Regions from separate parts of the Homo sapiens genome. Here region 2 is linked to region 1. Evidence: chromatin loops called from intact Hi-C (ENCODE). Cell type or tissue: heart right ventricle. All regions are shown on one strand. Links, peaks and the distances in the headings refer to the core of each region. The heading gives the core; the rest is flanking DNA.

Region 1 (16,456 bases), core at 3,367-11,366:
ACAATAACAACAACAAAATAACATATTTTGTGACAATAACTCATGGGGTATATTTTCCTTCTTCACTATATTCTTCCATTTTTACTGTAGGTAGTTTTTACTCAGATTGCCAAACCTTCTTCAGATAGTTTTTACTTCTTAGGCTTAACAAGTTTACTTCGTTTTAATTCTTCTACAAGAACATGAAACATTATATATTATATATGTATATATATATATATATATATACACACACACACACACACACAACGTGTGGGGGTGTGTGTGTGTATTTAAGTTCACATAGGAGATGGAATAAAATTATTCAGGTCTAAAACAAAACAAAACAAATAGCACAGACAACCAATGTTATTTTGGTCAATGTTTAACAACCAGCATTTTTCCAGAAAAAAAAATTAGAGAAAACACTAACTTATGACATTTGATGATTTTTGTGATATAAATACTCCCACCATAGCTGATTTCAAGCTACAGATTTTGAAAGACATGCACAGTCAACTCTAGTGAACGAGGACAAGAAGTTTCAGCACTCCACTGGTGGGACCATTAAGATAGTACCTCATTTAATATCCATTATAACCCAATGAAGTGGAAAAAGAAATAATAAATTTGAATTCAGAACAATTGGGTTTGAGTCTTGGCCTGTCTACTTATAAGCCATGTGAATTCAGCCAAGTAATCTCATCCCTCTAATCCTGACTCTTTCTTAATAATGCATTTAAATATTTCTCTCTAGTTATCTTCCTTTGAATGGTTTTCTTCTTCTTAACATGTTTCAAAACAAGTGTAATGTACCCTTGAGAGCATGTACCCTTGATTTGATGTGATGCATTTTTAGGGCACAATTGTTCTCCCCTATTCATTTTATTTTTCTCATACTGCCAGCAGTGTACTAGACACATAAAAGGTACTTATTAATAAATAGTGAACTTCTTCTGGACTAGCACTATCTGGAGGTCTGGCAAAATATTGGGCCCATCTCAATCTGAATCCAGACTCTAAGGGTGAAATTAGGAATTTCCTAAACTCAGCATTTTCTAGACTCATTTTCTTTGAATTATCCCACTGTAGGGGTATTGTCTGTTACTAGTTGATTGCAGAAGCACTATAACGCAATGATAATTTGAGCCCAGTGGCTAAATGAGGCCATTTCATAAAGGGAGTAGGCTTTAAAGGGTGTAGTTTCTTTTGTTTAATGTTAATTGCTCCTAATCCATTTACATAAACAAAACCACAGTTAACACAAATGTAAAGTGGATAAGTAGTTTAATGTAGTTTAATCTAAAAATATTCATGGGCTACTATCTTCTCTTTCTTTTTCCATCCTGTATCCTTTGTGTCCATTATACACTATAACTGAAAATTAAAAGTTCTTATATACTTTATTAATGAAATAGAAATATAGATACCTGAGAAAATATTTCTTTTTAATGTGTGTTTTGTCTATTTGTTGTATGGCATAACTGACAGTATTAAAGATTTTCCCAGTGTTTGCTATTTCTTTTAACTAAAATTCACAGATGCCCCAGCATCCAATTCTAACTCTTATCTTATAGCTTTGATTTTTTATTTTTCTCCAATTATCTACTCAAACCAGTAACCCAGATCCACAGACTTGCCATCAAAGACCTAAATCCAGGCTCTATGCAAGATTAATGGTGTGACCTGGGGCAAATCCTTTTTGTTTCTGAGTTTTCTCATTTGGAAAATGGAGGATTAAATGAGATATATATATATGAAACTATAGTACATTATTTTATTATTTTTAAGATCAAATTTATTTCAAATTTTAAAACTTGAAAAAAAAGGAGTTAAAACCGGAATAACTAATAACCTTAGAAACACCACTCTTTAGGGTCTTTTGCTTCAGGGACCTAGAAAATCAATTTAACACAGTTTCTGGTACTTCTAATTGAAGGAAATGTTGTGTTTGTTTAGGCTTTCTCATGTAGGGCAAGACACCTGTTAAGTTTCATGGCTCAGACAGATGACTTGAAGTTGATTTATGGTGTTTTTCTTAATCAGCTCTAAAACTAACATCATTTTCATTGTGTTTTCCTTTTTCTAGCCACACAGAGCTGCTTTAATCATGTAAATCTTGCTCTCTGCCTTCTTTGTGCAGTGTTTGTTGCTCTACCAACATGGGATGCCTTTTTCTCCTTCCTTCTTGCTTGACAAATTCCTGCACATCACTTCATATGTCAAATTTCTGAAAAGATCTCCCTGCCCTGTCTCCTCTGAGTTGTCTAATTGTCACTCCAATCTGCTGCCCTCATACCCTGAACTTACTGTGATAATGTCACTTTTCACGTTTATTTGAGCATATCCTGATGCAGTGCATAACACATAATAGCCACTCAATAAAACCAGTTGAATTAATTCATTCTTCCATCCTCCTTCATCTTCTCCATTTTTTTCATGCCTTCTCTCTCTTTTTCTTCTCTTTTATTCATTTGTTATATTTTAATCAAGCATATTATTTAAAATGTATAACCTCGGGTGTTTTCCATTAACTAGCTTATTATCACTACATTCTCTAATTTTGTGTCACAACATTAAAAAATCTTCAGTGTTGTGATTTTAACTGTTCTATTTGTTCAGTGACATGTGTACAACTATTTATCTTAAAAAATAGAACTATAAAATGCTTTACATTTTGTTTGTTTTTAGTGGTACAAGCCAACTATTCTTCAAACTATATCAGATATCTCCATTTTCTAGTACACCCTAGTAAACAGAGTATTTTCTAGCCTACTCAAGAACCAACGTAAGTTGTAGACGCCTCATTTCTGTGACTTGGTTCCTTCCCCCTGTAATTCTCTCACTAGCCTTGGGTTGGTGGTCTCCTTCCTCTCTCTCTCTCTCTCTCTCTTTCTCTCTGTGTACACACACACATACAAATACGTTTTTTTGCAACATAGGGAAAAATAAAAACAAAACAAATACTGAAATTTACATGAAAATTACTCTCAAGTCCAAGCACAATAAAATAAAAGAAAATAAAACGTCATAAGAAACACCTTATAGATCCTTTCTACTTTCTTTTTTCTTTTAACACAGGGTCTCGTTCTTTTGCCCAGGCTGGAGTGGAGGGCATAATCGCTGCTCACTGCAGCCTTGACCTCCTGGGTTCAATTGATCCTTTTCTTTTCTTTTCTTTTCTTTTTTTTTTGAGACGGAGTCTCACTCTGTCGCCCAGGCTGGAGTGCAGTGGTGCCATCTCCGCTCACTGCAACCTCTGCCTCCCCGGTTCACGCCATTCTCCTGCCTCAGCCTCCCGAGTAGCTGGGACTACAGGCGCCCGTCACCACGCCCGGCTAATTTTTTGTTTTTAGTAGAGATGGGGTTTCACAGTATTAGCCAGGATGGTCTCGATCTCCTGACCTCGTGATCTGCCCGCCTCTGCCTCCCAAAGTGCTGGGATTACAGGCGTGAGCCACTGAGCCTGGCAATTATTTATTTATTCAGTTTTGCCCAGGTTGGCCTCGAACGCATAGCCTCTCCTCCTTGCACGCCAGGGCAACCGGCCAGAGCCACCGCAGCTCCCAGTCGATCCTCTTATCTCAGCCTCCTGGGTAGCTGGGATTACAGGCGTGCACCACCATGACCGGCTAACATTTATATTTTTTTGGTGAGACAGGGTTTCCCTATGTTGTCCAGACTAGTGTCAAACTCCTGAGCTCTAGTGATCCGCCCACCCTGGCCTCCCAAAGTGTTGGGATTACAGGTGTGAGCTACCACGCCCAGCCTACTTTCTAGCTTTGGCCAATATCCTGTCTTAAGTTGTTCATGGTGTGAATCTGTACATGCTTCTCCCTCACTAGGAAAACTTTATATCCTAATTACAAGTAATGACAACAACCTAATCTCCACCCTCCTTCCCTTCCATTAGAAAAATCTATAGGATATAGTGGTAAAGAAATACATTCCTTAAAAATTAAATTATTTCATCTAAGATAACACCACCAGAGCTTTGATGAAACGTACTATAACGTACCTTTCAGAATAGTAGCAAAATAGGAAGAGATTCAACATAGTAGCTTACGTTAAACTGAGGTAAAGCTCAGTTTTTCATTGTACCTGAGACCTTTGATTTGTCTTAGGTGAAAGACAAGCTTGCAGGCACTCACAAACATCTCCAAGGTACAGGAAATAATTCTCAGAAATATTCTAGTTTAAATTTCTCTGTGGAAAAGGAAACTTTTACCAAAAGACAGCACAATCTGTCATCTTCTCTATCCACATCCCTACAGGAGAAAGTGTTTTATTTGATCACGTAAAATAGTTTCAGTCTTCCATTTTCATCTTTCTAATTTTTCAGTACATAGAAATAGCAGCAGTTTATAGTGATCATTGGAAAGATCAGCAATTTAATCCTTCATCTTCACCCTTAGACCCACAAAGCAGCATCTGAGCCATTGAGTTTATGGTTTGTTTGTTCGATTAACCTTAGGTAAGATAAATTCTTAAGGGCATTTTATGAAACACTATTCAGAAACCAATCAATAGAGATTCATTTTTGTTACGTCCAAAACAAGGTGCAGAAACCTTGAGGATTTGGTTTTATATTTAGTTCAATAGCAAAGAAATAGAAATGGTTTCTTTGAGTATGCACCACATTTGCTATACAAGTAACAACACCTGCATTTCAATCTAGCCAACAAATCAATTTATAATGCTCTGGGTGAGTTTTGTGGTTGTTAGTTCCAAAAATGCCAATAGTTTCTCAGGAAAGATTAGGTTTTCAACCAACTTATAAAACAAAAATTCGATTTCACTGTCATCGGATTCAATCACAAACATATAATAAAAGGCTAGGTATTAAAAGGAGTAACAACTTTCTGATCTCAAAGGAAACCCCATTTAAGAGAGAGATTTACTTGTTAACTTCTTTGGTTTATTTTAAATGTTATAATTTTCTCATAGTTCCAAATACCTGCTGAGGTATTAAAAGTGCATAGAGGCCAGGTGCTGTGGCTCACACCTGTAATCCCAGCACTTTGGTAGGCCGAAGCCTGGAACACCTGAGGTCAGGAGCTTGAGACCAGCCTGGCCAACATGGTGAAACTCCATCTCTACTAAAAATACAAAAATTAGCTGGGCGTGGTGGTGGACGCCTGTAATCCCAGCTACTGGGGAGGCTGAGGCAGGAGAATCGCTTGAACTCGGGTGGGGATGGGGTCGGAAGTTACAGTGAGCCAAGATCCCGCCACTTCGCTCCAGCCTGGGCCAAAGAGTGAAACTCTGTCTCTCAAAAAAAAAAAAAGTGCATATGCATCATAAGAGAAAATGCAACTGCTTGGAAGTCATGAAAAAGTACTCAACATCATGAATAGGCAAATAATTCAAATTCAAATCATGTCTATAATTTCTTTCTCATCAACACAGCAAGATTTTAAAAAATTAAATGACTATATTCAATTCTTACTAGGATATTTACTGTTATATTGACAGTAAGAAGGTATATTGGTATTCTGCTTTGGAGATGCAGGTTAGCTTTATATACCAAAAACCATTATGTTTCTTATATTTTGACCTAGAACTTCTGTTTGTGGGTCTACATCTCAAGAAATAATCCTGAGTTCAGAAAAAAGATTTATGTATTAGGGTGGTCTTTATAATAATGAAAAATTGAAAACAACTTAAATGTTCAATGTTAGGAACTGGTTAAATCAGTTGTGATATAGTTATTTGAAGGAACTGATTACAGTCATTAACATGGTAGCTATATAGAGTTGTCATGACATAGGACAGATTTTATAACTAGGAGAAAGCATGCTACAAAATTACATTCATAGTGCAAGTATAATAATGTTAAAAATTCTATACACAGAAACCGGACTGGAAACATGTATATTAAAAAGATTATCTTTAGTGAGTATATATTACCATGCTTAAAATCAACATTTAATAATGTGATTCTTAATGTATAAGTAATTGATAGTAAGATTCCATCCACATTAAAAAATACTTTTCAAACGTGTAACTTTGAAGACCACCAAAGGAAATAATAATTGGAGAAAATAGCAATAAATAAAAAAAAATCTAAAGTATTTGTTATATTCATTTCACCAGGATTTTAATCCTGAACATCATAGAAACTACTTTAACTAATTTTCAAACCGTACAGTAAAGTGTAAGCTCCATGAAGGGAGATATCATGTCTTCTTCAATTCTGTATAATCAGCACCACTGGTAATACTCAGCATACAGGAGGTGCTAATACATAAGTGATGAATAACTAACTAGTATTATTGAAATAACAATTTGAAACAGTAAGTTTAGTGGACATCTGTTGATTTGCTTGTCTAGTTACTTTTTATCCTTTTTTTCTGTCTAGCCTAGTGTTATCTTTGGGCAGTCACTTCTTCACCACTTTTTGCCCATGTGGTCAGGTCCACCACTTGACTTTAGGTTTATGTAAAAGATTCAGGCCAGAAGGATTGTGTTTTGCTCAAACTATTGGGAACAAGACATATTCTTTCAACAATGACTTGCTAAACCATTCATTGTTGAAATCCTGGAGGTTCTGGTGGTGATCTTTGCCTCCACACTGGGCAAAACTGAAATAATGAAACCAACACAAAAAAAGGCGGAGCTAAGAGATGGAGAGAATTTATGCTTAAATCTGAGTTAGGCTACCCCCAGCCTTCCAGTTACATGACCTAGCAAATCCTTTTGTCCTCAATAATTTTGTTTTGTTTTCTCTTAAGCCAGTTTGAGTTAGGTATGTGGGCTGAATAGAAAGAGTTCTGAACTACCCAGAGATGTGTGCTAATGTTTCTTTTCATAGGTTTGACAACAGTTTTGATAATAATGGGGAGTGATTATTTTATATAAAATTAATCACTATTCTACGCAAACAGCCTTAGGAAATCATTGTTAGTAATTATTAGTGCACATGAGTTACTTCTAAGTTTTAATAGCCCTTTACCCAGGCAAAAGACTGTGAGTCTAGTGAGATTGAAGGAGTTTCCACTGCAGTACACTGAACTCATGGGAGCCAAGCTTTTTTTTTTTTTTTTTTTAATAGCTAACAGTTCTTTTTCTTTGTTCATACACTTCACCCATACTAAACTCACAAACCCTTTTTTTACACCTGTAGTTTTTGGTATATTTAGTCATTCATATTTAACCCAAAGTGCCTTGTAATGGCTTCATCAATGTGTACAGCATTCCTACCAGTCTAGGAGTCTTTTAGAATAAATTAGGTCATCTTACAGAGATAATGGTTCTCTCTGTAAATGGCTTTTTTGAGGCCCTGAATTTATTCATAATGAGCCCTTTCTGTAAGTTGGTCATAAAAAAAATCTCTAATGAAATTTGTCACTGTATTTCCATAAAATATATTATTTAAATTTATAAAAAGGTGTTTTTCCTTGATGTGCCTTAAGGTTAAAAAAAAAAAAACTAAAGAAATACAAGAGTCATGTGGATCTTTACATTTAAATCTTTCTCTGTATGACCATAAATGTGTGGTAGAAAACAGATTATGCAATACTTATGTATTTAAAATAAAATATTTTCTTCTATAGGGGTTTCTCAACATTTAATCATTGTTCTTAATTTCTCTTTAAATGGCTAATATATTTAATATTTGCTGCAGTGCCTCTTTTTATCTTATCTTTTGAACTGGAAAGATAACTGCATGTTCTTCACCATAAAGTGTGCCTTTATTTTAACGTCATAAGATTTCTGTCTTCTTTTTTTCACCCTATATGATGCTTTTCTCCTAGCAAAGGCCAGAGCCCAGTATGTAACCCCTTAACTACTTGTTCAATGAATAAACCTATTCATGTATCTTTAGGTAGCCTCTACATAACAGACCTTGGATTTGCAATAACTTTGTGTTTGTTTCATTTGAAGTTCAGTCTCTTCAACTTTTTATTGCATGCCTAGGCAATTATATGGTGTAAAATATTAGTGCTTGCTCTGAGCCAGACACTGTTGGAAGTATTTTCTTTATAATATCACATTTAATCTTCATAACAACCTATGAATTAGCCACTATTATTGTCCCCATGTTATAAAGAGACCGAGGCACAGAAGAGTTAACTAACTTGCCTAGGGGTTATACTGCGAATAAGTAGTAAAGAGAGGATTTGCACCCAGGCAGTCTAGCTTCTAAGTCCAAGTTGTTAACCACTAACAATCTTTTGCTTAAGCTTATTAATTTAGACATAGGTTAAAACAAACAAACATACAGATAGAAATAAAAATAAAATAGAGCTTGCAGTGGTTTGAATGTCCCTGCCAAAAGTCATGTTGAAATTTTGTTGCCGTTGTAATGGTGTTAGGAGGTGGGACCTTTAAAAGTTGATTATGCCATGAAGTCCCCACCCTCGGGAGTGGGTTAGTTATCATCAGAGTGGACTTCTGATAACTGGATAAGTTAGGCCACTTCCCTGTCTGTCTTGTGCACTGGCTTCTGTCTTCTGCCTTCCATCATGGGATGACCCTCATCAGATGCCCATGCCATGCTCTTGGACTTTCCAGGCTCCTGAACCATGAACCAAACAAATTTCTGTTTTTGTTTTGTTTTGTTTTTTAATAAATTACCCAGGCTATGGTATTTCTTTACAGCAGCAGAAAACAGACTAAGACAGAGCTCTTACTGAATGATCTAATGCCAGAAAATTGGAAGAAATATGTCTTGTTTTCATTTAATTTTAAGGTAGATTCACGTTTAAGGAAGAGTCAATAATTTGTAATAATAAATTATTTTTTCCTATAAAGTGCCTATATTTTATTTTTAGGAAACCTTTGTGTGCAAATACAAAATATGGGAGAAATAGTAATGTAACAGATTTGCAAACCAATAATTTGGGGTTAGCTTTTACACAAGTTTTTCTATTACCTTTGAGAAAGATAGATAATGGGAAAAGAGAGCACGCAGAAAGTAGGCCAAAAGAAGTAGGATCAGAACATCAACTTCCCAGAACTGTGGAGAGTATTCTGGATTCATTTGAATTGAGCAGTGCCTGGAATCTCTTCATCCAACCAATATATGCCATTTTTTCAGTAACACCAATTTAATTTTGCTCTTCTATATCTTCCTAGTTCAGTGGAGAATATCATGTTATAGAAAAAGGTAATGATAACTTCATTAGCTGAAAAAAATGTGTTTCTATTTTCTAGGGTTGGAGAATTTGTCTTTGAATTATTTAAGCTGTATGACTATCTATTTATCTGTCTATCTATCTATCTAAATATATACTTAGATGATGCTTAAACATGCACAGAATTACACTTGGCTGTACACATATACATCTAAGTAATTTTTCTATTTCTATATTCCCATTCTTTTCTCCCAAAACGCCAGATATAAAAATATTCCATTAAAATGACTGTATTTTCTGATTGAGAAATCAAATTCCAATGCAGTCACAAAATATGTTTATTAGTGGGTATACCACTAGCAATAAAATACTACAAGATATCTTTTAGTTTTTTTTCTCCTGGGTCATTCATTTTCCAAATCTTCCTAGCTTCTAATTCTAATGAAGCAGTTACATTTATTTCTGTCTCTACATACAAGGAGAAATTGTTCCCATTGTCAAATAAGCTGAAGAAAACCTTTCTTTCCTCCCTTCTCAGCAGCATGGGTGTTGGGCTCTACCTTAACATTTGAAAATATTTATCCTTCTGTCCTAACTTCCATCACTGCCATTGAGTGCAATTGGTATCACTGAGCTCACTAATTTGGGACAGGAATAATGATGCTAAAGCTCTTGTTAGAGGAATCATTAGGGTTTAAAAAAATCTACACTTGATGGCCTGATTGTACTATTAAGCTAGGATATCCTATGTGTAATGTACAAGTAATTAGGGTGAATAGAGTGATTTTAGAGAGACTTGCTCTCAAAGATTGTAGTTGTCCTTGAAAAAATATAAAGGTAAAAAGCAGTGGCATCTTGTACAACAAAAGGAAAGCCACAAGAAAGATTATATGCTAGCTATTTCTTTATTCTCTTTCTTTTATGAAGTCTTTACATTCTGATAAGTTTCCTGTGACATCTAGAGAACCAACCACAGTGAATAGTCAATAACAGGAAGTAGATACCATGCCTTTATGAAGTTGCTGCTTTAAACTGGAATGCCAGTTCTCTAGCAGAACTACAGTGTTCTACAGGACCGATGACACTTAAATGCTTAGATGGGAGATAACTTCTGATGAGTGTGATTACACACGCTTAGGTCCTCTGATTTGCCAATGGCAGTTGAGGAGGCATCACTTCCTTGCATGGCGTTTGTGCACAATTTATGTTTGTACCCGAGGGCAAGACAGGTTAATAAGGCCAAGAAGGAGGGGAGGCTGTGGGAGTGGGTAATAACTGGGGAGGACTTCACAGCATCAACCTGGGGGAAAGGGAGGAGGGCTGAGGATGAAGGGTGTTCCCTCCTCCTTCTGCCTATGTGTTAAGTGGCAAGAGAAATTTTGAAAGCTGCTGTGAGGAGGAGCTACTGACTGGGTTTTGGGGTGTTTTGTACCCCACCCTCCTCACTTGTAGGAAAGCCTCTTTGCATTTAGACGTAATTGAACTGGAAGGAAGGAGACTGGCCAGGGAATAGGGGGAAAGAAATTCTCCCGTTGCTCCTCCTACTGTTTATCACTTGCCTCCGGACTGTCTTCCAAACCAAGCTCAGCTGCATCAAGGTGGCAGCAGAATACCCTGTGCAAGTGCCAGCGTCTTCTTAGCCGCTCTGTGCATCCCAGGCTGCCCTGTTATCTGGCCACCGTCCCTGGCCATTGGGACTGCTTCTGATGGCTCTGGCCTCTGCTGCCCCAGGGAGCATCTTCTGTAAGCAGCTCCTTTTCTCTCTCCTGGTGAGTAACAACCAAAGGATTAGGGAATTCAAGCATGTTACTACCTGCTTCCTCTCTGCAGTTTGGGCTTGAAAGAGACTAGGAGTGAGGATGGGAGGCAGAGAAGAGAGATTGGGGAAAACAAAAGCAGATCTGAGGAAGATTCAGGGAAGAGTTGAGAGGCTTGGGATTCAGGATGGAAAGTGTTCAGCTTACTTCTCAAGCACCCACTGCCAGAGTGTTAAAAGTTTTCAAGGGAATCCCTCTTCCATCCTGCTGTGGTGATTTTCTAAGAGTAGAGAAGTGAATTCATTCTTTAGGCATTTGGCCCAGAAGTTTCTGAGGTTTACTTCTGCTACCAGTGATTACATAAACTCATGTTATTTAACATGCTGAGTTCTACTAAGCTGCAAAAAAAGAGAAAGGATTCTGGGTGAACATGCAAATTATCCAGGACTTTTTGAATTTTACCCACGAAGCAGTTTAAGCAAAGAATAGTTTAAGAAAAATAACAAAAATGTGACTGTCATTGAAAATATCCTCAACTTGGCTTCCACTTGGGTTTTTAATAGCTTTGTAACTGTGTAAGGTGCTATTTTTTCTTTGGAGGTGAGGGAAGAGAGGGGGGTTATTTCACACATCCGTCCATCATTTCTGAGGTGTGAGTTTCCTATTTTTTCATTTTAGCAAAATACTTGAGTTTCAAAATATATTTTTAGAAATGGCAGGTATGAGGACAAACATTTTCTCCATGTAAATAATATACAATGCAGGGTTGATGGTCACCTTCTCATCCTGTAACTGCTTAGGGAGACGATAACTCAGATACCATCTTAAGTTAGTACAAGTTTGGTAAAATGTGGTAAAAATGTTTCAAAGGATTCTACCCACATTTCTTTTGCTTCTGATCCCTGTACTGTCTAATATCTCTTGGACAATTCATCTCCTGTTTATTTATTTCTGACTCTGAAACTGACTAAAAGGGTGTCACTAAGCCACTTAGTCAGTGATTTAACCTGAAGACGGGAATAGTATTTAATGAATGGAAACCTTCAGTGGCTCTGCCTGCAGAGGGAGGACCATCAACATGGAATCCTAGGACAAGAAGGAAAGAAGATGGGGGTGGGAGTGGAAGTGTGGATATAACTATAAGAATGTCTCATATATTTATATATATATATGTACATTTATATATATATACACACACGCACATATACAGTCATGCTCTGCAAAACAATGCCTCAGTCAATGATGGACTACATATATGAGTGGTCCCATAGATTATAATGGAGCTCGTCTGTATAGGTGAACCATTTTTTATCTTTTATATTGTATTTTAATGTACTTTTTCTATATCTAAAAATGTTTAGTTACACAAATACTTACAATTGCCTACAGTATTCAGTAGAGGAACATGCTGTACAGGTTTGTAGCTTACAATAAGCTATACTATATACTATACACCTAGGCTGTACCATGGTGCATACCATGGGGCATACATATATAAATCATGGTGTATACCATGTAGGTATAACCCAGGTGTGTAGTAGACTATATCCTCTAAGTGTATGTAAGTATACTCTATGATGTCTGCACAAGGATGAAATCACCTAACGTTGCATTTCTTAGAATGTAAGCAATATATGACTGTGTGTATATATATACACACATACACATACATATATAGGTATAGGTATATGTACAGGTATATGCATATGTATGTGTACATATGTATATGTATGTGTTTATGCATAGCCTAATTACAATATGCTGTTTCCACATTGTATACTTAGACAACTATTAACAGTATGGTCTATGCTTAGAAAGTTCTTTAAGTATAATTTATTATGTTCCTTGGCATTAGGGATGAACATATTTAAAAAGTTAAATAAATACGAATGTCTCACGTTTTAAAAAGTGGTTTTTAAATTAGGACTAAATAAAAATGTGGCCTTTTAATTCCAGATTTCTGCCTAACATAGATTTTTGTAAAATTACAAACTATTTAATTAGACTGCTACAGTATATCTGGTAGACTTGAGATGAGCTGGAAAAGAAGTGCACATCCTTAATATGGATGTTAATCCATTCTCTTTCCTCCTCGCAAGTAATGGGTCCCGTAACTCTAGAATTCAGAGAAAAGCTGAAAGCTGATCATAAAATTGACCTACATGTTTCTGGAAAACCTAGCTCTACTCTATCTTATATTTAAATAATAAAAAAGCAGTTATTTTGATAAAGAGGAACAAACAGAAAATGCCAAGAAAAAGAAGTAAAATATATTTTGAACCTATAGACATTTTTGAAATGATAGCTTTTCTTTTGTTTTTTTCAGATAGTGTCTATGTCTTTGAACTACCTAGGTTTTAAAAACAATAGCTGGGCCTTGAATTTAATTAAAAATCTTCACCCATCTGAAGGATACTCTCCATATTTTGACATATATTTCTTTTTAGATTAGTCATGTGATTTGAGATCATTTAGATTTTGGCGTTTTGGCCAAGTCAGTCACAAAATTGATTTGAGAACAATGATTTTTTGGGGGCATTATTTTTCTGTGAGGTTAAAAAAGCCCTTAACTATTTTCTAGACTTCATCAACTATAACTTCAAATAGTAAAATGATGATTAGAGAATTAGGGCATATATGTAATTATGCATTTCAAAGGTAAGTATTTTCTTCATGCTAAAAATCAGAATGGCATTTATGAATGGTCTTAGAGACGTATAACTTCTATATAAAGTCAATGGTTTGTGAAATATTTTCTTGCATTGACACAATATGATTTAGGTTCTAAGAACTACTATTCACTTAATTTTTTTCATTGACAAATAAATGACAGTGCTATTCCTAAAGCTATTCTCTTTGCTGGTTCCTTTTAAAGTGAGTATTAAAAATGTAAAGAATTAAATGATTAATTTGTTTCCAAAATTGACAATATTTTTATCAATAAGAAAAAGCTACAATGTGAAAATTTGTGATCAAATTTAATTCCTGATATTTTTTCTTTTTTTTTTTTTGAGGTTTTAACATTACTTTGCGATGCTTGTCAGAAAGTTTATCTTCGAGTTCCTTCTCATCTTCAGGCTGAAACACTTGTAGGCAAAGGTGAGAAACACTATTAACAGTTTCATAGCTGTAACTTGTCACATTTAGCTGCAGGCTGCTCTTGTAAAGTTTGGGATAAAAACCACATAGTAGGCCGGGCGCGGTGGCTCACGCCTGTAATCCCAGCACTTTGGGAGGCCGAGGCGGGTGGATCATGAGGTCAGGAGATCGAGACCATCCTGGCTAACAAGGTGAAACCCCGTCTCTACTAAAAATACAAAAAATTAGCCGGGCGCGGTGGCGGGCGCCTGTAGTCCCAGCTACTCGGGAGGCTGAGGCAGGAGAATGGCGTGAACCCAAGAGGCGGAGCTTGCAGTGAGCCGAGATTGCGCCACTGCAGTCCGCAGTCCGGCCTGGGCGACAGAGCAAGACTCTGTCTCAAAAAAAAAAAAAAAAACCACATAGTAGCTACTTGAAGTTAAAATCGGATGTACAATAAAAGACAGGCTACTTGTTTTTTGGTAGTGGTTAGAAATAATTAAAATACCAAAGTTAGTTGTATACTTCTCTTGCCAAAAAAATTAGCAAACATCAGAAGGCTCAATTATCTTGGATTACGTCAAACAAAGCAAGGCACCAAAACCAGGAGCATATTCTAATTTGTATAAACTAATCTGCTGCCAAAATTTCAAAGCCAAGATTCTTCAATTGATTAGACATGAAATGGATGTCTCAAAATCTAAATGCCCCCAATAAAATTTGTACTTGAGGTTGATTACAATGAACAAGTATCCACCAAGAATAAATGTGACATATTTCACAGAACAGCTTGTGAAAATCAAATACAGTTTTGGTGGGTCTTAGTACCATAGCCATCTCTGAAGTATAAGTTGGTTGTTCTGAGCCCAAACGTAAAATTTTTTTCATCAAGGTTTTTCACTGGCTTTGCATTCACATGTAAAAAATTACAAACAATACAGAAATGGTATCCTTTCCAAGCCAGATGTTGTTTTGCCCAGTGCTTTAAGGTTTGAAATTAATAAACAGTCCACACTCTAAAGACACATAGTAAATACACTAAATGTGTTAAATATGAATCTGTAAAGGAGGTAATTTGATAATAACCACAGCGCATCGGGTTTACTAAACCTTGAAAGATATTACAGAAAGATTATTTGCAATATTACTGGGAAATATTACTTAAGAATAGACTGGTTTTCTTCTTATTTATTTATTTAGAGACAAAGTCTTGCTCTGTTGCCCAGGCTGAAGTGCAGTGGTGCTATCTCTGCTCACTGCAACCTTCACCTCCCAGGTTCAAGCAATTCTCCTGACTAAGCCTCCTGAGTCGCTGGAATTACAGGTGCACGCCACCATGCTTGGCTAATTTTTGTATTTTTAGTAGAGATGGAGTTTCACCATATTGGCCAGGCTGATCTAGAACTCCCGACCTTGTGATCCTCCCACCTCGGCCTCCCAAACTGCTGGGATTACAGGTGTGAGCCACTTAGTTTTCTTATTTTTGGCAAGATAGTTTTAAGTATCAAACTACTGCAAAAAGTTCAAAACCTACTGACATCATACGGTTATACCACTTATGACATAAAAAATCAAGTTTGTATACACATATATAAATTTATACACACACAATAATTAAGAGTTCAAAGAAAAGAGAATAAAATCAGTGACACTAGGAAAATATTTTATTTCTCAAATTAATGTATGACGAAGGTAGTGGAAAATGTGACTCCATTAATATAATTATTTAATTTTCATGGCCCCCACGTTTTAGAATAGCAGGTGCTGAGCACATTCCAAATGTAACCTCCCTTTTTCTGCTTCTCATGCATTAACTCACGGCTGTCATTCCTGTAAAACTTGTTCCACTCCTGTTTCATCTGACAAACTGCTGTGATATTTCTTCCCTGCAGTGAATCTGGAGGAGTGTCTCAAGTCGGCCAGCCTAATCCGGTCCAGTGACCCTGCCTTCAGAATTCTAGAAGATGGCTCAATTTACACAACACATGACCTCATTTTGTCTTCTGAAAGGAAAAGTTTTTCCATTTTCCTTTCAGATGGTCAGAGACGGGAACAACAAGAGATAAAAGTTGTACTGTCAGCAAGAGAAAACAAGGTATAAGGCAAGGGCTTAAGCAGCCTAGCACAGTAATATGCTTACGGGAGTCCTTCGTGTTTCATGTGTTTTAACGTGTTTCATGTTAAAATCTATGCTATTGAATGACAAATTTGTCTTTTCCACTTACAATTAGTGTAAATAAAGACTAGACTTTTAAGGAGTGGCAGAGCCATTTACAAACTTTTATAAAGATGAATGACTCTGTAGACCAGGAGCAAAGTAAGAATATCAGAGTTTTCTAATAGTGATTTCAAGTTTGGGAATAAGAACAAACCAACCTGAGGAGCAAGGACAAGACAGGGGCGGGTCTAAAACTCAGCGAAATGTGATTCAGGCTGGAGATGTGGGCTCCACCCTGTGCGGCTCTCTTCCCACTGATTGCGGGTTTGAGTCTCTCTTTAAAGAGGAGAAGAGACTGTTTAAAGCTTACTCCCATCTTACTAGAATATTCTATAGGGCAGGCC
Region 2 (16,456 bases), core at 4,269-12,268, 50 kb after region 1:
ACAAGCACGTGCCACCATGCCCAGCTAATTTTTGTGTTTTTTTTTTTTTTGTAGAGTAGGGTTTCACCATGTTGGCCAGGATGGTCTCCATCTCTTGATCTCATGATCCGCCTGCCTCCGCCTCCCAAAGTGCTGGGATTACAGGCATGAGCCACCATGCCCGGCCAAAAGTTCATTTTTATTTAATGTTAAACAAGTTCGGAGTCTTCGATTTGTATTAGGGATTACTCACGGCAACAATGTCTCAGGAGGCTTCTCTTTTTCTGCCCAACTATCTTTTGTACAAATTGTTTCATAGCCACAAGATGGCTAATGCAACTCCAGCCATCATATCTGTATCTAAAACAGAAAGAAGCTGGGTGTGGTGGCTCACACCTGTAATGTCAGCAATTTGGGAGGCCGAGGTGGGTGGATCACTTGAGGTCAGGAGTTCTAGACCAGCATGGCCAACATGGTGAAACCCCATCTCTAATAAAAATACAAAAAATTAGCTGGGCATGGTGGTGGGCACCTGTAATCCCAGCTACCCAGGAGGCTAAGGCAGGAGAATTGCTTGAACCCAGGAGGCAGAGGTTGCAGTGAGCCAAGATCCTGCCATTGCACTCCAGTCAGGGCAACAAGAGCGAAACTCCATCTCAAATAAATAAATAAATAAATAAATAAATAAATAAATAAATAAAAATAATCAGAAAGAGAGAGAAAGGGGGAACCCTTGTTTTTAGAGCACTCTTCCAGAAACTCCCAGCAACAACTTCTGCCTACTATATACCTTTGGGAGAGCTGAGTAACACGTCTGTCCCTATCTGCAAGGGAGAGTGAGGAATGCAGTTTTACAGCTGAGTACACCTGCTGAACAAAATCAAGGTGTAATGATGGAAGATATGTAATAATGATGTCAGGTAATCTAGGGGAAATTCTGTAAATATTCTTAACCAGTGTAACCCTGCCCCAGGTCAATGTTATTTGTAGCCAAATATTTATTCCTTATATAATAGTTAAGGACTGTATGCTTAGAGTGGAGAAACACATTTTTCAACTGTCAAATTTTATTAAATATAGTAGAACAAAATCTTATTTAAAAAGTCACATAGGTCAAGTGAGGTGACTCATGCCTGTAATCCCAGCACTCTGGGAGGCCGAGGCAGGTGAATCACTTGAGGTCAGGAGTTCGAGACCAGCCTAACCAATAAGTTGAAATCCCAACTCTACTAAAAATATAAAAATTAGCTGGGTGTTGTGGCAGGTGCTTGTAATCCCAGCTACTTAGGAGGCTGAGGCAGGAGAATCACTTGAACCCAGGAGGCGGAGGTTGCAGTGAGCCAAGATTGCACCACTGCACTCAAGCCTGGGTTATAGAGCAAGCCTCTGTCTAAAAAAAAAGAAGAAGAAGAAAAAGAAAGTCACATATATTAAACCTCAGTTTTTTTCAGAGATTAAAACCTGATTACCAGGCCAGATATATTCCAAATTTGTGGTGGTGAGGAGTAGGAATGATATGGGGAAGGTGACGGCTTTTACAATTGAAAGAATTTATGAATACATTGCTACATTAAAAATCAGGACATTTCATCCCAAATGCAAATTTGTGACTCCTCTTGAAAAATTGGAAAGTCTGGTGACACAGAATCCATATTCCTGAAGGTCACCAGTTGGCTAGAGGTAACACAAGGCTTTCCCTTAGACAGTGCCCTCTGCAGCTTGCCATTCATTCACAGACAGAAATGCTGTCAATTGTCATTTTATCATGACATTGTAGGTTGGTTTTCTGAAGGTAGATTTAAGAAGGGAAAAAGACATATTTTCAGTACTATTATCTTTTCTCAAAAGTAGCATAATAAAAAAGGGGTGCTCTTTTCGATCAACCTGACATATATTTGGATTACTTTTCTGGCCCCTGAAGTCATTGAAGTTTGTGGCTACTTGAACTATGTGAATTTTCAATGTAAAATGAATTATGCTATCATTTGGGATATAATTTGCTTCTTTCATGTTAATTTTTTATGGCTTTCACCCCCCTCCCTGCATCAGAGTATTAGCTCCATATGAGTAGGGATCTTTGTGCCTAGAACTGTACCTGCCACATGGAGGGAACTCAATAAATGCTTGTTAATAAAATTTATTGAGCATCTACTATGTGCAAGAAGTGTGAATGCTTTCACAAATGTTATCCCTTTTAAAATACTAATAACAGGCCAGGTGCAGTGGCTCGTACCTGTAATCCCAGCACTTTGGGAGGCCGAAGCGGGTGGATCACTTGAGATAAAGTGTTTGAGACCAGCTTGGCCAACATTGTGAAACCTCGTCTCTATCAAAAATACAAAAAAAAAAAAAAAAATTTAGCAGAGCCTGGTGGCAGTTGCCTGTAATCTCAGCTACTTGGGAGGCTGTGGCAGGAGAATCGCTTAAACCCAGGAGGTAGAAGTTGCAGTGAGCCGAGATCGCGCCATTGCACTCCAGCCTGGGTGACAGAGTGAGACTCCGTCTCAAAAAAAAAAAAAAAATTTAATAACATACTTCCAAGGTTTGCTATTATTATTCCTATTTAACAATAAGAAAACTAAGGCCAAGACACACTTAAACAAGATCAGACTTTCTCATTTCCACACACAATAAAAGAAGATGTTTATAGCTACTTAATCATTAAAAAATGCTTCCTATAAATTTGTGCTAAATATTTCACATATTCACATTCTTCTAAAATATGCATTTTGATCATCAGCTGTTAAAATTTCTGTGAAAGGAAAACACAGCAGTCTTCCACCCAATCTCAAAACTCTCTCTAAGAATGTAAATTGGTACAGCTATTGTAGAATACAGTGTGATGTTTCTCCAAAAATTATAAATAGAACTACCATGCAACTCAGCAATTCCTATGCTAGATATATACACAAAAGAAATTAAATCAGCACCTTGTAGAGCTATCTGCACTCCCATGTTCATTGAAGCATGATTCACAATAGCCAAGATATGAAAACAAACTTAGTGCCTATTGATGGATGAATGGATAAACCAATCATTGTGTATATATACACTCAGAGTGGAATAGCACTCAGCCTTTAAAAAGAAGGAAATACTGACGTTAGCCACAACATGAATGAACCTGGAGTACATTATGCTAAGTGAAATAAGCCAGACACAGACAGCAAAATAGTGTATAAGCTCACTTACATATGGAATCTAAAACAAAAGTGAAACACATAGAAACAGAGAGTAGAACAGTGGTTTCAGGGTTGGGGAGGAGGAGGAAATGGGAAGAAGTAGACTAAACGGTACAGATTTGCAGCTAGGTGGGATTTAAAAGTCTAGAGATCTGGTGTGCAGCAAAAGGATTTTAGTTAATACTATAGTATTGTACACTAAAAATTTGCAAAGAGAGTAGGTTTTAGGTTCTCCTACCACACACACACTCATACACACACACACACACACACACACACACGGCAACTATGGAAAGTGATGAATAAGTTAATTTACTTGACTGTAGTAATAATTTCTCTATGCATATCAAAGCATCATGTTGTATACCTTAATTACATACAATAAACCAAAAAAGGAATCAAAATAATTAATAGATTAACACAACAAATAAATTATAAGTATCTGAGATGATGGATGTGTTAGTCTGGTTTGATCACTCCACAATGCATACATGTATCATAGCATCACATTGCACCTCATAAATATATACAGTCATTATTGTCAATTAAAAATAAAATAAAAGTTTTTTAAAAGTATCAATGGGTTAAACAGATGGATTGCTTTCATTTGGGGTTGCTCTGACTATCCACATACTAATTATAACCGAGTTTGTTTGTGCAGACCAATGCCTCTTTCGAATTCCATGCCCATGTTACTAATTATTTCCAGTTGGATTGCCCACAGAAATCTCAAACTCAGTATTTTAAAAATCAATTTATTTAACTCCCTCACAAACTGGCACTTTCCTGTTATCCCTATCTTTGCTACTAACAATATCATCCATGAAATCTCCAACCATGTATCCATTCCAGAATTCTGCAATTATCTGCACATATGAAGAATAAGAAATTAATGCACTCTAGAAGAGACAGCTTTATCAACTAAATAATGACAACACTTTGGTCAGTTTCCATAACAGAGGCACATATCAAAGACTGTGTGCACATGGAAGATTCAAGTGCTTTTTCCCACATGGGAAAGTCGGGGACAGCTCCCTGAGCAAGGTGGGAGGGGGCATTGAGTTGAAGTAGAGGAAAGGACTCTCGAACCAAACAAAAACAAAAAATAACCAAAAGCAAAACAAACGAGCCAACATACAAGAACCATGAGAGTCCAAAAACTACAGGTGGAAAATCAGTATTTTGGAAGTTGCCTTGGAGGAGTTGTAGAGCAGGGAGATCAATTAAGATGGTCCAGATGAGAGATGAGGGATTGCAGAAAGCAGTAACCTGGAGACTGACGGTTGTGAGGTGGAGGCAGAGAGAGTGTCTATGATGACTCCCTAGTTCCCTTCCTGAATAAATGGGAGAATCATGAAACCATTAACTACAAGGCAGTTTTTATTACAGAAAAAGAATGGCTCCAGTTTGGGATATTTTGACCTTGAAGTATTTGTGAGAGTTTCAGGCAGGTACTTCCTGTCTCTAAGTTGAAAATAAGGGACATATCAAATGCAGCCCACCTTGTAATTACCTAACATCCATGTAATCCATCCACAAATGCTAAAAGCTCCTTTAGGGCAGGGACTGCTTCTTATTTACCTTTTTATCTAAGTGACCAGGGCTGTGAATCCTTCCTTTTCTATAAATATTTCAAGTATCCTTCCTTTCTTCTGCTCAATAAGGGTGTACTAAGCATCCCCCCTCCTACCCCTTCCTTCCCTCATGCCCACCTCACTGCCCCCCTCCTCATGAGGACTTTCGGCTCTAGGGTTTTGTTATGAAAATCAAGCTAACCAGTAATATGCTAGTGAGGATGACCTTTGAGTGAAATAAAACGAATATAAGAAAAAGGCATATGAATTGTATCTCCATAAAGTTGGTCTTAAAAAAAAAAAAAAAAGAAGTGAGGAAAAAAAGCAAAGAGCCTTGAGAATGAAGGGGTAGTTTATTTTATTTAATGTCGTGGTAGTGGTGGCCATTGAGGAGTAGAGAGTGAGAAGTCAGAAAGAGGTACATTTAAATTTTCAGGAAGCAGCAAAACACTGTGTAAAGGATGTTGAGGAGGTTAGCCACTGAAGAAAGGCTTTCAAAGACGGTTGCGTTAAGGCATAAGGATGACACAATAGGCCAGGAGTGGTGGCTCAACGCACGTAACCCCAGCACTTTGGGAGGCTGAGGTGGGAGGATCACCTGAGGTCGGGACTTGGAGACCATCCTGGCCAACATGGCGAAACTCTGTCTCTACTAAAAATACAAAAATTAGCTGGGCGTGGTGGCAGGTGCCTGTAATCCCAGCTACTCGGGAGGTTGAGGCACAAGAATTGCTTGAACCTGGGAGGCAGAGGTTGCATTGAACCAAGATCGTGCCATGGCACTCCAGCCTGAGTGACAGAGTGAGACTCCGTCTCAAAAAAAAAAAAAAAAAAAAAAAAGAATGATTCAGTGAACTTTGGGGACTTGGGGGGAAGAGTGGGAGGAGGGTAAGGAATAAAAGGATAAAAGACTACAAATATGGTACAATGTATACTGCTCGGGTGATGGGTGCACCAAACTCTCACAAATCACCACTAAAGAACTTACTCATGTAACCAAATACCACCTGTACCCCAATAACTTGTGGAAAAATAAAATAAAATAATAAAAATTGTTTAAAAAAGATTATTGTGTTGCTGTGTATTAAGAATGCCCCTGAAGGGGCTACAAAAGACTTGATGTACTTGAACAGGTTTTGTTTAACTGACTTTGTTTTGGAGAAAGCACATCTGCTGATACTGGGCTCGGGGTAGGGGGAGGCTAGCAATACAAACAAGTATGTGGCTCAGTAAATGTTTCAGAAGTGATTGGATCTGATGAATCTCCAGGCCCTATTGATTTTGTTCATTAAATACCACTGACTCCATTTCTTGCACCTAAACCTACTCACAGGCTTGTTCTAGGCCCCAGGATTCTTGGCTAAACATCTGCTGTTGTTTCCTAACTGATGTCCTGTCCTCCAGCACCTCTCCAGTTGGAAGAAGTGTTCCAAGTTTGACCCCCATCATGCCAATGTTTAAAATCTTTCAGTGGTTCTTCATGTATACATATGGCCGTGGTTAAAACTGATAATCTTTTGGTTAATCCAACCTACAGGCAGTTTTTATGTGTTTACAATTTTCTTTCTAATGTGATTACTCTTAGGTGGTGCATGTGTCCCTGCTAAACTTTATTATATGTAATCAGCTCAGTCACATGGACAGTGAGGTGACTGGCTCCTAAAGGCATATGAACTTGTGATTTTCTGGCACATAGGAAGGAAGAAAGAAAGGAAGGAAGGAAAGGAGGGAGGGAGGGAAGAAGGAGGGAAGGAAGGAAGGAAAAGAGAACAAAGAGAGGAAGGGAGGAAAAAGGTAAGAAAATAGGAAAGGAAGAAAAGAAAAAGAAACAAAAATGGAAAGAAATAAAGAGAAAGAAAGCAAGAGAAAACGTAAAGAAAAGGAAAAAAATGAAAGGAGGGGAAAAAGTAAGAGTTCAAGTCTATTTAATTTGGACAGAGCCAATCTTTATCTCAGAAGTTTCGGTATTAAAGGAGATACACTTCCTATAGGTGGGCAAAAGTGAATCTGTGTAACATCACTCATATTTAAGCCACTACAAATTAATAAAAATGATGTAAAACATCATCTGTGCCCTCAACACTTCTTAGCAATCTGTTCAAGGACTTTTGGCTAGGTCTGTAACTGATTCAAAGCTATTTTAATTTTTTGTCACCCATTTTAAGCCTGCCTCACCCAACCCCACATGCCTTCCTCATTGAACAGATAAGTTATTTCTTACTTTAGAAAGGAAGATATGCATTATAAGTATGACTATCTCCTCCCCTATATTGAGTAATAAATTCACCATTCTGAGTGCAAATTCCTTTCCTTCCTTCTCTTTCTTTCTTTCTCTTTCTTTCTTTCTTTCTTTCTTTCTTTTCTTTCTTTCTTTCTTTTTCTTTCTTCCTTCCTTTCTTTCTTTCTTTCTTTTCTTCCTTTCTTTCTTCCTTTCTTTCTTCCTTCCTTTCTTCCTTCCTTTCTTTCTTCCTTTCTTTCTTTCTTTCTTCCTTCCTTCCTTTTTTTTAGATAGAGTCTTGCTCTGTTGCCCAGGCTGGAGTGCAATGGCACCATCTTGACTCACTGCAACCTCTGCCTCCTGGGTTCAGGTGATTCTCCTGTCTCTGTCTCCTAAGTAGCTGGGATTACAGGTGTACACCAAGATGCCTGGCTACTTTTTGTATTTTTAGTAGAGATGGGGTTCCACCAAGTCGGTTAGGCTGGTCTCTAACTCCTGACCTCAGATGATCTGCCCACCTCGGCCTCCCAAATTGCTGGGATTACCGGCGTGAGCCACTGCGCCCGGCCCTGAGTGCAAATTTATAAAAACAATAGAACTCTAGAAACCAAAGCTGGGTTTTTTTCCCCAACTCTGTAACTTATTTGGCAAGAAAAGTAGACCTGCACAGAAATTCATTGGTGGCAAAATCTGGAGTGAACTAAAAAATTATGTCTCAGGCTCAGATTTCCCTTCAATTCACTTACACAACTGCCTACTCGTCATGTCTTTAGACACCTTAAACTTAACATGTCCAAAACGATGCTCTTGATCTTTCCACCTAAATCTCCTCTTTCTCCATTTGAGGATAAGTATCTTCAGCTCATGACCCCACGGTGGCAACTTGCAGTGCTCAAGTTCCTCAAGTTTCTTAGCAGCCATTCTAAAAATTCCTCAAGTTTCTTAGCAGCCATTCTAAAAAATAATCCACTCCCAACGATACCATGAAAGATCATCCCTTGCTGATCTAGAACATCTGTCTCTTTCTGTCTGTGCAAATCCATGCCTTTTGTAAAATGACTTCCCATCATCTTTCTGGTTAAATAAAATAAAAGATCATATTTTAATCACCATCAGGATATCTATCTGTATCTGTACATCTATCTATCTATCTATCTATCTATCTATCTATCTATCTATCTATCTATCTATTTGTGTATGTATGTATCTACATATCTATCCATCCATCTCCATAGCTACACATATTTATTAGCTGGCTTTCCCAAAACTGATTAGTCAAATATTAACCATAGTTAAATAAATTAATTTCTACTATTACTTTCTCAGGAACAAGCTACATAGAACTGTAGCTTTTGCATAAAATACAGATTAATTGACATATCAATGTTTGCAATTAAGAATAACAGGATTTGTTATTTTTAGTTTGAGTCTCATGTTTATGACCACTATTTTATTAATTTTTTTCATATACTTCCTGCAACTGGAAATTATATGAATTCTCATGCTTAATTTCCCAGTAATCCTGAAAGATAATAACCTTTATATGGGATCCCTTCTCAGATGATCCAGTGTAAATTTCAGGTTTATAGCCAGTATTTTACATATTATTATCTCAAAGCAACATCATAATTTGTTAATAATTAGTCTGTGGATTACAAGTAGTTAGACAGCATAAACTATACGTGCACACATATAGTTATTCAACAAATATTTACCAAAAGCCCACACTGTAACAGACAGCTGTAAAAACTAAAAATGGAGATGAATATAAGACCTTGTGAAAATTACATTCTAACACAGAGACCAAGGAAGAAAAAAAGTAATAAAATATGAGAGCAGGATGGTAGGATGGGAGTGGTTTATGCTAGACCAATATTCTCACCAAGGCCAATAAGAAGCTCTGGATAAAATACAAAATCTATCTGTTTAGAGCTCGCAGAGAGTTTCAGAATAAAGAAGAAATAGATTAAAATCTAAAGAGGAGAACACCAGCTCTAGCCGCATTTTTCTCAGGGAGCATTTGAAGCTACTGGACACAGGCTGGAGGCTGAGAATCCAGGCTCAGCCAAAGCAGAAGGCCACTGCTTGGGAAGAAAGAAAGTAGCAGAGTTTTTAGCAATTGTGTGGGGCTGGAGTGACAAAATCAGAGACTGGAGGGATTTCATGAACTTCTGGTTTTGCCTTCAAAGCATGTGCTGTATTCTAAAGTTTTATGAAGTAGGAAGCTGACAAACTAAACCAAACCACTGTGATAAGCAGAAAGGAGTTTCCAGTCTGTGAAGGAAATAAAGACCTGCTAGGGGAAGGGGCCACAGTAAAGTCACCAGGCTCTTGGTTAAAAGCTCTGGAAAGCAATCAGAGGTTTGAAATTTCAATTAGAGTGTTCAGAGAAGATCTCACTGAGGAGACATAAGGGTCAAAACCTGAAGGAGGTGAGGGAACAAGCAGTGTGGCTATCTGAAGATCATCCCACGTGGAAATAGAAGGCCCAAGCAGGAGCGTGACAGTGTCTTCACCAACCAGCAAAGAGCTCAAGGTGACTGGAGCATGGTGGATGATGGGAGAGTAGGAGAGATCCATGATGGATTGTCTGGTCCTGTAGACCACTGGAAATACTCTGGATTTCATCTAAAAGAGATGAGAAGCCTCTAGGCGAATGTTTAAAAATATTTTTATTTTGGAGGAATTCCCGAAGAGCTTGAGTAGAGAGATGGCTCCATCCAACTTATTTATTTATTAACAGGGACAATCTGGCTGCCAGTTTGAAAATAGACCCAAGTGGAGAGTATTGGCAGCAGAAAGACCGATGAGGAGATTTTTGGAATAATCCAGGTGAGAGACAACAGTGGTTTGGACCAGGATAATACTGATGGAAATGGTGAGAATTGGGTGGATTCCAGATATATCTTAAAGGTACATTTGCTAAGAGTTACAGACAGACTGGATTTAGAATATGAGGGGACAAAGAAATCTGAAGAGATGTTGTCCTAAACAACATGAAGAATGGAGTTGCCATTAATTGAAAGGGAAAAGATTCTGAGATGGAGAAGATCAGGAGCTCAGAATTGGAAACATAATTTTGCAATTCCTATGAGGCACGTAAGTTAAAAATTTTTATAGGGGGTAGGAATTTCAAGGGAGAAATCTGAGAGAGCATTTTAGAATTTCTGACCATCAGCTTAGAGACAGTTTTTAAAGTCAGAAGACTGAATGAGATCCACAAAAAGTGAATGTAGATAAAACCATAATAAATGTCCAACTACGGAGTCCTGGGGAACTGCAATATTAAGAGATTATGGAGAGAAAAAAGAATAAATAAGGTAGAGAAGGAAAAACAGAAGCCAAGTGAAGAGTGAGTTTTAATGACAGGTGTACCAACTTTCCACAGTTAGTTAACATAAAGCTGAAAAATGACCATTAGATTTAACAATATGAAACTGTCTATCACCTTTGTAAGAACACTTTTGGTAAAGAGGTAGGGGTGAAAACCTGATTAGAAGTGGTTCAGAAGATAATGAGAGGAAAAAAACTGAAGACAGTACATATAAAACACCTTTCCCCAGAATTTTTTTTCTGTAAAAGAGGGTAGAGGAATGGGGTGTGTTAACTAGAGGAAGAAATGGGATATAGAGAGGCAGGTATTTATGTTGGCTTGGTTCACATGCTGTTGGATAGATAGAGATGGATTCAACTGATGATTTAGGAGAGCAGGAGCAGAATTGCCAAGCAATGTTCTTAAGCAGGTGGGAGCAGGTGAGACTTAATGCACAAATGAAGCAGTTGACCTTAGCTATGAACAGGGTCAGTTCTTCCACAATACACAGGAAAAAGCCACGTAGCACAGATGCAGGCAAGTGGGTAGATGTGGAGAAGCTTACAGAAGTTATCCTTGATCATTTCCATTTTCTCTGTGAAATAGGAAGCAAAGTCAGTAATGGAAAGTGAGGACAGAAGAGGATAAATAGGCAGTTTGAGTAGAGAGAAGGTAGTATGAAAATACTGCCAAGGATAAAGGGGAAGTGAATGGGCTAGACAAATAGAGTAAGATTCCAGGGCAGGATGAAGGCCTATGTGAGGTACTAATGATGAGCTTAAGGTGAAATTCCTCAGCCTGAATATGAGTTTATCTCTAGCCACATTCAACTGTGCGTAGCAGCTAGCTAAGTGGAGAGTTAGACTGATCAGGGAGTGACCCTGAAAAGGGAGAATAATGAAGCTATAAAGGACAGTAATAGAGAAGAGGTATATGCAAAGAGTGATTACTAGACAGACTATAATGGTTATCAGGAAAGTTAAGCTGGATGAGGAGCAAAATGGGGCCGTAAAGGGGGTGAGAGAAAGTAAAACTGGTAGAATCTACGAATTTAGTTACTAGAGCAGTCTAAGATTCGTTGAAACTGAGAGAATAGAGGGAGGGAGCTGTGAAAGTAAAAGATGGTGGTCATGGGGCGGAATGCTTGAAATTGAGATTTGCGGAGTAGTCACGGTGCTTAGCAATAGTAAGAGCTAGAGTAGGATCATCCAGTGGATAGCGAAGGCAGTGGTGGAGGATGACATTGAATGGGAGGAACTTAAGGAACTGAGGAACTAGAGTGTGTGAGCTTTCTATTGTTACCGTAACAAATTATGATACACTCAGTGGCTTAAAACAACACAAATGTACTATCATGTAGTTTTGTTGGTCAGAAGTCTGTCCAGGGTCTCACTGGGCTAAAAGCAAAGTGTTAGCAGGACTCTGTTCCTTTCTGAAGGCTCTACGGGAGAACCTTCTTTTTCTTTCCTTTACCAGCTTCTAGATGCTGCTTATATTCTGTGGCTCATGGCTCCTCTCTCCATCTTCAAGCCAGCACAGCAGGTCCCTCCCTCCCTCCCTCCCTCCCTCCCTCCCTCCCTTCCTCCCTTCCTCCCTTCCTCCCTTCCTTCCTTCCTTCCTTCCTCTCTCTGTCTCTTTCTTTCTTTCTTTCTTTGGAGATGGAGTCTCGCTCTGCCGCCCAGGCTGGAGTGCAGTGGCGTGATCCCGGCTCACTGCAAGCTCCGCCTCCCGGGTTCACGCCATTCTCCTGCCTCAGCCTCCTGAGTAGCTGGACTACAGGCGTCTGCCACCACGCCCGGCTAATTTTTTGTATTTTTAGTAGAGATGGGGTTTCACCGTGTTAGCCAGGAGGGTCTCGATCTCCTGACCTCGTGATCCGCCCACCTCAGCCTCCCAAAGTGCTGGGATTACAGGCGTGAGCCACCGCGCCCGGCCCACATCTTTCTTAAGTCCTATCACAGACACTGCTTCCATCATCACATCTCTGGCTGTCACCCGTCTGCCTCCCTCCTCTACATTGAAGGACTATTTTGATTATATTGAGCCATCCAGATGAAACAGAATAATCTCCCTTTTTTAAGGTCAGCAGATAAGCAACCTTAATTCCATCTGCTACTTCTGTCATATAATGCTACATATTCACAGAGTCTGAGGATTAGGAAATGGGCATTTTTTGAGGCCATTATTCTGCCTACTGCGGTGTACATATTGAAATCCTCAGGAGTTATGAGAGGAGTGGAGTTTTAAACAGTATGACAGGGAGCCAGGGGCATTACCCTAGAATAAAAAAAATGTGCTCTGGAGAAATCTGTAGATGACAAGAAGGAGGGGTAGAGTGGGAGCAATAACCTGCTGTCTTGAGATTCAGTGCTAGGAGTGGTGCTATTCAGGTTTGCAAGAGGGAGAATTAGTTGAAAATGGAGAGAAAAAGCAAAGAGAATACCTACTCAACTTCCAGCCCCAGCAGTCTTAGAGGTATTGTATGAAAAAGGCCTCCAAGTGAAAGGGCTCATGTCCATTAGAGAAAGAACTGTGAGAAGAGGTTGAAGATATAACAGATGCTGCTGACTTCAAGAGTCAATAGGGTTTAGAGATTTGGGGTGGGGTCAGCAAAGGGTATGTCTGGAGCCTTAAGGGGATTAGATTCCAGGGGAAGAGGGATGCCTGGGGAACCAGAACTTCTTCTGGGGGCTGAGATAAATAGGATAAATACCCTAGAAGATTAGTCCTATAACCTTTAAATGTATAATAGTGAGACACAATGAGGGCTGGGCTGGGTGAGGGAAGAAAGGTCTTGTCAAGGGTTCAGAAATTTCTGAGGTTCTCTTTTGACTCCTGTTGGAGATATGGAACAGGCCAAGTGGCTGCTTTTCTCAATCTATGGGGTTCCCACCTGAACCCTGATGATGAAGGACAGTAGAGATACATTAAACTTGGTAAGATGACTGCCTGATACACATTAGAAATAATTATAGGTTCTGTACATACTAATATAGATTAGCTAATTATTATTGAATGCTTACTATGTTCTAGGCACTGTCATAAATACATAAATATATGTAAGTAAATATAAATGCTACATAATATATATATATCTGATCTCACTAAAATTTTTTGAAGTATCTCATTGTTATTTCAATTTTAGAGAAGAAGAAATAGTTCCTTCATATAAACCATTGAGGACAATATTGATCAGATATTCTTTTGAGACAGCAAAAGTCTCATTTCCTCTGACCCAATCTTAATAGCCTTTATCACCCTACAAGTCTTTAACGACTGCTAACTCCATAATAGGAAGTAGACTCAGCAATTGCACATTGTGATCTAGGAAGTGTGATCTCCACACAAATTACTATAGAAGGGACCAAAAGGGTGTTAGAGCCACACATGCTCTAGATATTGCCTTTACTTGCAAAGGCCAATCAGGCAATAAGGGAAGGAAAATGTTGTCCACTCCCTTTAGGAAAGTGTAGTTAGATGAATGCCTGAAAGCTCCTAGAAAGAAGGCTAGGGGCTACTCATATCAATTTTTTTTTTCCAGTTTAAATCTTGGAGGCAGACGTTATGTATTCAAATGACAGTGAGGAAGACCAAGAAAATGACTAAGAAAAGCAGTAACTATAGCTTATATAAACTATATAAAACCAAGCAGTCATATGATCAATGTTGAATACAGAACTATATTTTAAAAAAATCATATACAAAGCTCTCCCAAAAAAGTCCTACACAAAAATATACTTGATATAATTTCAAATCTTTATTCACAACTTGAGAAACTTCAAAAGGAAGAGTAAATGTTAAATGTACAGTTAAACAGTTAACAATTTACCTCCCGTTTCTCCCCATTTTTGATTCTAAATGTCTTCTAGGCATAAAAGCAGCTGCTCCTCAAAACTCTCTCTCTTCCGTCTCTCATATGCCCCATCAAACTGTCCTAAAGCCCAACTGCTGTGGACAGTTACACTTTCCTTTCGAATGTCACAGCTATGTATACTACATTTTATTCACAAAATTTCAAAGAAAAATTTTCCTTCAGCATTTGAAAATTATTTCTAAAGTTGACTAATTAAGATAATTTAAACAATATACACTGCAATAAGACTGCTGGTTATTTTGAGTATTTCAATATCTTAAACATGAGAGAGAGACATAAATAAAATTATTTCAAAACGCATTATCATGCTTTTCTAGAATATCAACAGGGGTTAATTTATTTCTTCACCAGTTCTGCATTTCTTTAAACTTTTCTGGGATTAGAGATATATTTATTTTATAATCTTCTTAGAATTTCATATTATTTTGAATACTTTGGGACTGACAATACTCTTAGGAGGTCCAAAAGAAGAGAAACAGCATCTCTGACTTTCAGAGGTTACAGAATGTGGGTCAATTGATTTTTGATTGGAGCACAAGATTTAGTTGCTTTCCTCAAGGTGATAAACACTTCAGGCACTGATCAGCAGAATTAGTTTCCTTCTATAATTAAAATACATTTGCTTAGTAGATAAAATGTTTTATGTTCACTCTTGTTACATAGTACTTATTATTTGCAACCAGATGTCTTCCCCAAAATATTGTTCTTTGCCTACCTTACGTAGATGTGTGACAAAACCCATTAACTTATCATTATAAATCTATTGATTTGGTTGGTAACATAACTTAAAGCTTGCTTTCTCACTAGTTTCTATTACAATTATAGGCTACCTAAAATATTCATCTCCTGTTAATAGATGACGAGGGATTGAATCTGTGTAGTTAACACTCCTCCAGAGAATATTTGGTTCATTTATCATCTTGGAATACACTCCAAATCCTCCTTTTATTTGGTGATTGTGTGTGACAAACTGAATAACAGCAATACATGTTTACTACTGGTTATTATCTGGTTATATGTGATCACCAGGTTTTACAGTCCTTCCTGTTTTTGGAACAATGTTAATTTCTCTACCCGTTTGGTTTAATAATAATTCCTTGCATTACTGCTTCCTGATTATAAGGTAGAAAAAAGTATTATATATACCAATGCTATATAAACAGACATATAACTAATAGGAAAAAATAATATACTATTTAATTTTTTCCTCTTCCACTTACTAAAATAAATGAGATTTAAACATATTGTGATATATTAATTATTTTCTCCTTATTAACCCCTTCACAAGCTTTGCTTCTCAAACTCATTCCTTTCTACCTCCACAAAAATTAGTTGAATGTGTTTAGAATGTGTGTTTTTGTTTATATAATTTTTATTAAAATGCTGCTGTTCAGTGTAATGATTTTTTGTCTTTTTAAATTTATATTGGATGTAGAAATATTCTATTTTTAGTTATTTCACTGGGTTCTATGTTTTTAAGATCCATTCATATTGCCATTAGCCTATTGGTTCTAACTTTGCACAGTGATCCATGGGGTGGATCTGTCACCATAATTTATCTACTCTCCAAGGATGGTAACCCAGATTGCTCCCAACTCCCTCTACAACAAACCATCCCTTCATAGACTTCAGTGAGAATTTCTCTGGGTTATTAGCCAAGAGATAAACTGCTGGGCTTTAGGGTATTCACTTATTACCTTGAACAATCATTGTTAGGCTACTGTCCTGAATATTTGATCAAATTTATAATTCTACCAACAATGCACCAGGGTTCCCAAACATCCACAGGCCTATCAACATTTGCTATTAGCTTCCTAATTTTTGCCAAATAGGTATAGAAGGATATTTTATGACTTTGATGTGCCTTTCTCTGATTTCTTAAAATATACTTGGTAGGCTTCAGATTCCTCTGTTGTAAGAGTATGCCTAGTAATACTCTTTGTCCATCTTTTTCTGTTGTGGTTCTGCCACATTCTGGTTGACATGTAGGAGTTCCTTGTATTTTCTAGATATTATTCTCTCATCTGTTTTAGTCATGACAAATGTCTTCTCCCAAGCTATTTTCTGTTTATCAACTTTATTTATGGTGTCACCTGTCAAATAGAAAGCCTGCATTTTAATGTAATCAAGTGTATCTGTTTTTTTTTATTCCTATATGGTATATGCTTTTTAGGTTTTATTTCAAAAATCTTTTCCTACCTCTGTATAACACTGATGTTCTCCTGTATTATTTTTCATTAACTTTATGTGTCTTCCACCACAGTATACGTATAAATACAAAATTGGTTGTGTAGGGGACCAATTTTATTTTTCTCCAAT

The links. Hi-C counts contacts between places; a loop is a spot of excess contacts. Peaks named below come from ENCODE experiments on the same cell type or tissue, not always from the same donor. Only the 100,000 strongest peaks of a DNase experiment are listed, where the experiment ranks them.
Region 2: it touches region 1 in a loop (2.3-fold over the local background); 5 of 110 quality-filtered maps call a loop at or near these places.

The regions. Positions count from the first base shown.
Region 1 is chr18:31,156,904-31,173,359 of GRCh38, reverse strand. DSC1 (desmocollin 1) reads left to right here and starts at 10,504. Exons shown (of 16, transcript NM_024421.2): 1 at 10,504-10,828; 2 at 13,831-13,915; 3 at 15,787-15,989. The coding sequence starts at 10,766. It overlaps DSCAS (DSC1/DSC2 antisense RNA), which reads right to left. Exons shown (of 4, transcript NR_110785.1): 4 at 10,571-10,825. RefSeq lists an enhancer at 5,981-6,480. In heart right ventricle, for the core only: no CTCF peak of the experiment used is centred there; no DNase peak of the experiment used is centred there; H3K27ac peaks cover 660 bases.
Region 2 is chr18:31,107,528-31,123,983 of GRCh38, reverse strand. All of the region lies in intron 2 of DSCAS (DSC1/DSC2 antisense RNA), which reads right to left. Among named protein-coding and RNA genes, the nearest start is that of DSC2, 13 kb to the right of the region's middle. In heart right ventricle, for the core only: no CTCF peak of the experiment used is centred there; no DNase peak of the experiment used is centred there.